Linked DNA regions of Homo sapiens: region 2 is linked to region 1. A link is an interaction called in ENCODE POLR2A ChIA-PET data of the cell type or tissue named here. Cell type or tissue: A673. All regions are shown on one strand. Links, peaks and the distances in the headings refer to the core of each region. The heading gives the core; the rest is flanking DNA. Region 1 overlaps PCNX4-DT (PCNX4 divergent transcript). Region 2 overlaps SIX1 (SIX homeobox 1).

The links. Peaks named below come from ENCODE experiments on the same cell type or tissue, not always from the same donor. Only the 100,000 strongest peaks of a DNase experiment are listed, where the experiment ranks them.
Region 2: POLR2A ChIA-PET joins it to region 1 with 8 read pairs; 2 of 35 experiments call an interaction of 5 or more read pairs at or near these places.

The regions. Positions count from the first base shown.
Region 1 is chr14:60,082,722-60,087,122 of GRCh38, forward strand. All of the region lies in intron 1 of PCNX4-DT (PCNX4 divergent transcript), which reads right to left. Among named protein-coding and RNA genes, the nearest start is that of PCNX4-DT, 6.8 kb to the right of the region's middle. In A673, for the core only: no CTCF peak of the experiment used is centred there; no DNase peak of the experiment used is centred there.
Region 2 is chr14:60,641,729-60,646,129 of GRCh38, forward strand. It overlaps SIX1 (SIX homeobox 1), which reads right to left. Exons shown (of 2, transcript NM_005982.4): 2 at 1,693-4,401. Among named protein-coding and RNA genes, the nearest start is that of SALRNA1, 4.7 kb to the left of the region's middle. RefSeq lists an enhancer at 2,176-2,738. In A673, for the core only: a CTCF peak has its summit at 2,419; a DNase peak (open chromatin) is centred at 2,093; H3K4me3 peaks cover 2,299 bases; H3K27ac peaks cover 1,940 bases.

The DNA.
Region 1 (4,401 bases), core at 223-4,222:
GTTGCTTCCAATTTTCCAGTATTAGAAATATGCAATAAATACATATGTACATAAATCTTTACTTCTTTTGAATCCTTTGCACAGAAAAGTATTAATCAGTTAAAAGTATGCACATTTTTAGAGTTGCCAATATGATTAAATTTATTTTCAAAGTGATCATATATATTTGTATTACCTCAGCACTCTCACCAGTGGGGCCCATAACGAGAGGTACTGGTACTCGTTCATCACTAGTCCTCTAACAAATTGTCTATCATCTATAAATGTTCACTAATTGAGTTCATGAGTGAATAAATGAGAATGCCATTTTACTGAAACCTCAATATCACTGAATCTTATTTTGTTTGCTAGTTTAAGACAGCTGGTACATTTTAGGCTATTTTAAAACTGTTTAAAATAATTAAAAACTTGGCCATTGAATCAGAAGGTCCATAAAAAATGAATCTCCTTGCCAGCATAAAGGTCTTTCTTGGTATTTAAACATTTTTCTATACATTGCCAAGTGTAATGTAATTTCATTCTATTATAATTTTTCTTTCTAAACACAAAAATATTATTATGGGAGCACTTTCCTAACTTGCCAGGTTTTGCCATATCAGGTAACTATAACCTCTATTTAGCATTTGGTATAAGAAAATGAAATTGTATCAGCCACACTCAACTCATCATAACTGAAACGCAATTGGTTCTAAATTTTTCTTATTTTGTTCATTTCTTTTTATTGTGAATTTTCTACCCATTAAGATGAAAGCTCTTTGAAGTTAAATCTTTCTTTTTCATCTCTATCTGCCAAATTGGTTAGCACAAAATTTGGCACATAGTAGGCATCAATAAATATTTCAGGCATATTTATTATGCTCTACAGTTGATTTTTGTTTGATCTAATTGAGAATAATTTTCAAGAATCATGATAAAAATAAATCATATATGCATTAAATACATATTACAAGGATTTCTTTATGTTAAGGTAGAAGAATAAAATTAGCAGATAGAAAGGAAGGCTTAAACTATCCTGGTAGTCAATGTAGTATTCAATTCTTTACAGATTGTAAATTATAATGGTAATGGTACTAGAATTATCAAATTTTCCCCAAAGCAATCTTCAAGGCTAATCAACATAGACAATCACTCTTTTCATTTCTATAGCAATAAGAAAATTTTAAGCAATATCTTTTGATGGGAGTTGTCTTGAAAATTGCTTAGTCAGGAGGCCTTATTTTAAAATGCAACAAGCCTGAAATATTAAATGTAATTTGCCATGCAGCCTAGAGAAAAGAACGAAGCATTTGGTACATTTTTCCTAATTGTTTCTGATTGCTGCCTGGGTAGCTCCAGCACTTCATGTTCAAAATCACCTTTGAGGGCTTCAACAACGTTGACTACTACTTTTAATCAAAAAGAGGCTAAGTATAAAATAATTTGACTATTACATGGCAGAAATCCTCATAATAACTGGCTTTAACATTTTTACTTAACTGACCTTAAAGAAAGAGCCCTCAGAAGGCAAACTGTTGGTACTTAATGAATACTGATTAACGTGACACATTACTGGATGCTAATATTCACAGAAATCACTGTCCCAAGAAAAGTGGTCAATACTGAAGTAAAGAGAGTTCGTTTTCTAATGATAACCATGTTTGCTTAGGTCTGCTTAGCATAAAGCTCACTCTTAAGTTTGTTATTTAAAAAATTTATGCACTTTAAAAAATGTATTTGCATAAAAAATAAAATTGTATAGACTATCTTTATTTCCACAAATAGCATGATAAAACTAACAGAAAAATAATATAGAAGTAGAAATATACACTTACATGAAAATTTAGAGACAGCCCGATCCTTAATATTACTGAGGAGAAAACGGAAACCTAGAGATTGACTTGCCCAACATAAAATTATCAAGTTTCTTGCAGAGCTCAAATGGTAATTCAGATCTCATTATTTCTTGTTAAATATGCTTTCCATCACCTTATGAACATCATTATCTTTTTCTTTCACACTAAGAACACTGTTTTCTTAATCAGTTGTTGAGTTCATGCTTTGACGAGGAATGAGGAAAATAACTGGTCTAGTAAATGGAGATCTTGCAAAGAGGACAACATATTTCAGAGTGTTCTCAGGTAGGGCTGCTTTTGCTTCTGAAAGGAAGGAATCATTCCATTGTCTTTGGAAGGAGGCATCAGTGGATGCAGTATTTGGGATATAATCAAAAGGAGGGGAAATGGGCTTCAGGCCCTCCTGGTTCTTAAAGATTGTTTACTGACTCATAAAGCAAATGCTATTCGTTCTGTGCATCAGGAGAAATGGAATAAAAATTCTAGAAGAATCCACACTATATTCAGGTTAGTACTTTTAAGATGTACTATATTTTTAAAGAATCTGTACATTGGGGAAAGAAGGCAAACATAAATAAAGGAAGTCTTCTCATAAGAGTAAATATAAGTTTTAGGTTTTCACAGCCTACTGTTATAGCCCAGAGTACATTTGGGAATATGAATGATACAGAAACAAGTTGCCCAGGGATACTGAATTGTGCAATTCAGGGTGTATGTTTCTACATGAATTTGACCACTCAGAATAAAAAAACTGTCACTGAATTTTTGCAGTACATAGTATGAGTAAGTTTTTTGGTTTTGTTAGCTGTATTAGGCAGGGCATACATGCTCTTAAAGCTTGCCTCTAAAATTTTATTATTTTCATTATTTTGATGCCAGGAGAAAAATTATCAGGGAAAAAATTCACAGGGAAAATAATGCATAGGCTAGTTTTATATAAAAGCCACAAATAAAAACAATCCATTGTTTCTTACTACATGGTTATCTCTACAAGTATATGCATCTCTTTTGTGCATACTGCTCTTTAAAGGTGTATGAATTTTCTACCAATTACAAAGTCTTGTAGGAGTAAAACTGCTGTGTAATAAAAACATGAATCAGATATTTGGCTTGGGATTCATAAATAACAGAATTTTAAAAATTCCGTGGGATTAATAATTATTCTAATATTTATTTCTATATATTGGTTTTAATTTAAACTAAGAGTCTAAAACACAGCTCTGGTAAAATGAAAATATTTTAAAGTACCAGCATAAATGTTATTAAAATCATTACACTTTAAAACTATACTGTTAAAAACAAACAACACCTAAAAATTTCCTACAGTAATACTTAGTCATTGCTGATTCGACAAAACACAGCGTATTTTATTTTGCATGTTATATATAACATATACTTTACATATGTACAAATTTTTGTATACATAAATATCTGTATATATACACTAATATATTTTTACACATATGCTAAAATTTATATTTTACATGCATTTGAAAAAATCAAATAAGCTTCAGAATGTATACATAAATTCAGTAAATGTTCTCATTTACTATATAAAATGAACTAATTTTAAAGATTTCAAAAGATGACCTATTAATCTAATACTGCAGTGGTCTAGTATCCTACTGTCTGATTATCAAAGCTCAAAATTTACCAATATACCAAACAAATCACAGTAATTTTCAACTGTAATACAACTCTAAAAAATAATATGGCCCTTCTCTTCCTATGAAAGCATCAATACTTTAATTTCTTTATTCAGAAAAACAATTTTTCCAAATATATTCTGGATAAAGGTACTACTATAAAAACAAAAATCCACTACACCTCTATACTGGCTATACAGTGGCTAAATCACTTAATGGCTTGGTGAATTTTTTGGAGGGTAGGAGTATTGCAGCCAATTTAATGTTTTTGTTTTTATTTTTTTATTATTTAAAGATTATAAAATAATATATATTATTTTAAAAATGTATTAACAGCACAAAAGAGTATAAGGTAAAAAGTGAAAGTTCCCCTTCCGGTCAAATCCCAGTTAATCTCTTGAGGTTAAGATCTGCTGTTTCTTATGTGTCTTTCAGAAATATGCATATATAAAACATGCTCATGCTTACATTCAGTTTAACATAAAATCATACCATGCAAATCATAATTTTTAATTGTTTTAATTAACATAAGTTGGACATCTTTGCATAGGTGTACATGCTGATATATCTCCTTTTTATATAATCTATTTAACCAGTCCCCTATTGAAGACTGTTTTGTGCTTCTTTGATATTACAAATTTTCTAGTACAAACACCTGTAGTAGCAAAAACACAAAACAGTCTTCAATAAGGAATAGGTTCAATAAACTTAAATGAAATCCTGCGTCAAGGGGAACTCCATTTTAAATTTTGTTAAACACAGCCAAGCTAAGTTTCAAAAATGTTCCTCTAATCTACCATCCCACCAAAATTGGTTTTTGTTATTTTATGCATAAACTGTTATTTGCTAAATGTGGTTTCATTTCCCATTAATAATTATTTAATATGAGTAACCTCTAGTTTTTGTGTTTTAAAATATATTAA
Region 2 (4,401 bases), core at 74-4,073, 560 kb after region 1:
CTTGGAAAAAAGAGAAATGGAGCGGAGAGAGCACGTGGGCTACCAGCGACCACCCTCACCTTAAACCTAACCCACCTGTCCCTGTCAACGCCACCCTAACAAATCAGGGCAGAAGGTGAGCCGCGACAGCCTGACCCGAAGCGCGCTGCAGACCTAGGCTGGTGCCTTCCCCTTGGGGCCAGGGCTGTGCGTGGGGGACAAGGCCGCTGCTCTCCCTAGGGCCGCTGGCTAAGAAGGAAATACCTGACCTGGCCCCACCAAGAAAGTGGAGCTCCTCCACCCCCAGTTCTGCTGGAGACACTAGAAGCCAGGGCCCCTCTCTCTGCCGCGGGAAGTTCTAGCGACAAGCCCAGAAAGTGACGTCCTCTCTACCTGGCACCCCTCCTCAGAGCGCGCGGGTGAAGAGTTTGGGTCCGAAAACCAAAGCCAAGACCCCAGGAAGCGAAGAAGGAGACAGGAGGTGTCTGAAGCAAGAAGGGCACTGGAGAATCGGCAGCAGGGCCTAGGCCGCCTCCGAACCAGGATCCAAGGCCTGCGCCATCTGCCCTGTGCGGGAAGCGCGGGGCCTGGGAGGCAGGGAGCGCTCACACCTGCGGTCGGGCAGGAGGCGCAACGCGCTGCCAGGGCGGCTTTATCCTGCCGCCACAGGGCGGGGACCAGCCCGGCAGCCGGGTGTCCAGCGCCGCTCACGTGCCTCGCCTGGAGCTTAGCTCTCAGACTCCGAAGAGGGCGACTGAGACTTGGGCCTGGGAGTTGGCTTCGGGGTACCCAAGGCGACGACAGCTGAGTTGTACCACGAAGCTCAGGCCGAGGCCTCCTCCCTTGTCTGGCCTTCGAATCCATACTGGCAGCCTCTCCTCTCAGGCACTCCGCGGGCCGGGCCACTAGGCCCCCTGCTCCTGGAGCTGCGCTATGATCCGGGTCTTGAGATGCGCGCGATTCTCTCTGAACCGGTGGAGAGGAGGCTCTGCCCCGCGCGGAGCGAGGACAGCGGCGCCCGAGCTTCCCGCGCCTCTCCAGGGCCCAATGGCAAGAACAGCCTCCGAAGTGCGCGGATGACAGGAAAAGATCTTCAGTTCTTCTGCCGCTAGAGAAGTGCGGGATACAAGCCTCTATTGGATCCACAACCTGGAGTCCTGCCTTCGGACTTTGCCAAAGACTTGCAGGCGGTGGGGAGGCAGTAGGAAATGAAGCCCCCTCCAGCCTCAGCCGCCGCCGCGTTCGGTGCAGCAGCAGCAGTGCCACTGCCACAGAGCAGAGGAAGGCCCGCTCCGCGCGAGTTCTGTGCCAGGTGTCCCGTTGGCCCTCAGCGGACAAGGGAGAGCCGCTAATAAGGGTCGCTGCTCAGCAAACTCAGAGCTCATCCATAAGTGCCAACGCCACTGCTTCTTTCTGGAAGCTTCCACTCCGGCCCGGGGTCCGGCCCCAGCCACGCTGTCCTAGCCCAGAGAACAGGTTCAAGAACGGTGGTGCCCAGCCCCAGCGGTGCCCTTCTCCGTCCCTGTAGCTCGCTGGGCTCTTGAGCCCCTACCCACTAAGCCAAAAATTCGGGAACCGGGAGCCAAACCCCTTGGCCTCTGAGAATTTAGGAAGCTTCGTTTTCAGCCAAGAGGTCAAGGCGAGCAGAGAGTGGGGACTCGAACAATCGCGTGTTTAGGTTTAAAACGTTAAAAAATAAACATCACTCGAGTGTTTTTTTTTTTTTTCATTTCACTTGGCACAATGCTGTATGGTTTCGTCCTACAAACTATTTATAAGCCGTTGTTCATTACTTTTGGCTACCGTTATGACATCTGTAGAGGAGAAACGAAAAGTGGCTTTAGATTCAGTTAAACTGCGACGCCCAGAAGGTAAACTGGAGGTCCCTTAACAGCTGGTTCTCGAAGATTTCCTCGAGGGAAGAAAAAAATATGGTTAGTTTCCCCTAATGATCTCTCTGAAATGATTGCCAAAAAAACTCAAAGCAATATCCAGCTTTCTCGCCTCCTCCTGCTCGCCCCTTTTACCCAGACTGAGCCGAGGATGGCGGAAGGAGGCACATTGTGCAATTTCTTATTAAACACATCTGGAATATGCGCGCTCTGGATTTAGTGCCAGGGGTTTTACAAAGAGTTTATGACTGTGACAGAAAATTGTCCTTTTAACAAGTTTACAAGCAGTAATCACGGGGGCTTTTACAGGACCAGCGCTCTTGCTCCTCGCCGGATCTGCAGACATTTCCAAGATTCACCAACTAAGGGAGCAGGAAGTGGGCCGGGGCGCCCTGCGAGACACAACTTCCACGAGCCTAAAATTATCCCAGGCGGAGCTGGGAGAGTGGAGGGTAGTCACCGGAGTAGGAAGAGACGGCATGTAAGAAATTAAAGTAATTGGCCCTTCCTATTTTCCAGAGAGATTTCCGCAGCGTCCTTTGAAGCCTGTCAGGGTCATTGAAAGCTATCTTTGTGCAGGGTGTTTGTTTTGGGGAGTGAATGTGAAGAATGTGAGGAGATTCCCTGTGAGAGCCCCTCCTGCAGAGGGTGGCATTTCTCCGTGGCCCAAGACAGGGAGAATAAACACCCTAGTGACTTAAATAAACACCGACTTAATGATCCAAAACACTAACAAGGGAGATTGGGACCCTGAGCTCCCAAACCAAATGATGGTCTCTGAGTGGCTGTGTGCACATCTGTCCATCACTGAGGGGGAAAAACGACTTTATAAGTAAAAGTGTGTACAGTTAAGTACAGTGACCATTTCTCCCTGGAACTCAAAGCTATTTGACAGTTTTAAAAAATAAGGCCTTGATTTCCCCAAGCACACCTCAGTTTTCTAGACCAGAACAGAAATAGGAAAGAGTAAGAAAGAAATAATATATTAATGGTGACAATTATAGATGGGAAAAAATCAAAATTATGAAACTGTCATGTCAGAAAATAAATAGATTCTCCCTGGGGAACAATATTTTACAAAGCACAAGCAAGCCAATCCTGTTATCCTGAGTAGAATTTTAATAAATAATGCCATTTGTTTCACTAATTTTAAAAGCTAAATACAGAAGATACATCATTTTGCCCCAGGCAAAAATAATATGGAGCCTACATGATTACTGGGATTTTTCTAGACACCATCCGGCAGCACTGCAAAAGAGCTCCTGTCCTGCTGGTCTGCTTTCTATTTGTACAAATTAATTCACAATGTTTCTATCCTTGTTCTCCTTCCCTTTTTTGTCTTCAAGCAGATAAATTATTTTTACTTTCACAGTCTTGTCATAAACTTGTTAACACAAAAGAGCTTAGTTAACATATGAATGCTGTGAAGAGATAGTGGTAAACAAAATTGCATATCTAAATAATAGAAGTTAATAAATACCCCAAGGCTAAATTCACTCTTTCTGTCATATAATTAATCTAGTTACTACTCTTGGTTCAGATGATGGCCTTCAAAGTACCCTGCAATTCACAGCCACCATTAAGTAAGAAAGAAAAATATATTTAAAAAAAAAAATAGGGCCCAATGACAGCAATACACCACTCACCTTTCAGAAACAGAATCATACTCCTGGTGTTCTACTAAGTTTTAATTTAGACTGCTTTAGGTACAATAGAAAAGAAACCTGAAAACACATGCTGTTTTAGTAACAAATACCAGGTTGCCAGATTCGTTGGCATACCTTTGCAAACTAGAAACTAGAAACAGGAGAAACCCTTTACAGGAGTAGGCTACAGATATGAAAGCTTTGAGGGCATGAGTAATGGCATTCAGGAAAGTGTTTTTTCACATTGGTACATTTTTAGAGTTTGTCATTTAAAAAAAAAAAACCCAAGAAAACAAACAACAACCAAAAAATCCCACTAAATTTGACAAAAATAGTTGCATTACTAATGGTCACGTCTATTTCTGTCTCACATAGAGAGCATTAAGACATTTAGGCACTTGTTTTTTCCTCCTAATACTGGTCTTTTATTTTAATCTACATTAAATTGTTTAACACTAAATATGAAAAATGTAAACTTAATTTTTCCTCATCAAAGAAAGTTATAGATTGTATTTTTCCTGTTCACCTTAAGAATGTAATCAGTTCTTCTGAGCCTGGAGGCTCTTATTTTCACTATTTTTATCTCCCTTTCTCTTTCTCTTTCCATTTCCTTTCCCTCTTCACATTTCTCCATATATAAATTAAAAGGAAATAATGAAAATCCAGTTGATTTGCAATTCCCATTCATTGAAAAAAAAGAAAGGCTGCTGAAACAGGCGTATCAGTTGCCCAGAACTCAGACTGGGTGCCTGGGTGCTTTTGTTTGTTTGGGTTTTTTTTTTTTTTTTTCCCTGATCTCTGCATTGGGAAGGAAAATGCAAAAGTGGAAAGAGTTGGAGAGAAGAGGAGATTAAGCTTGAGATCGCTGTTGGTTTTGATTTTTA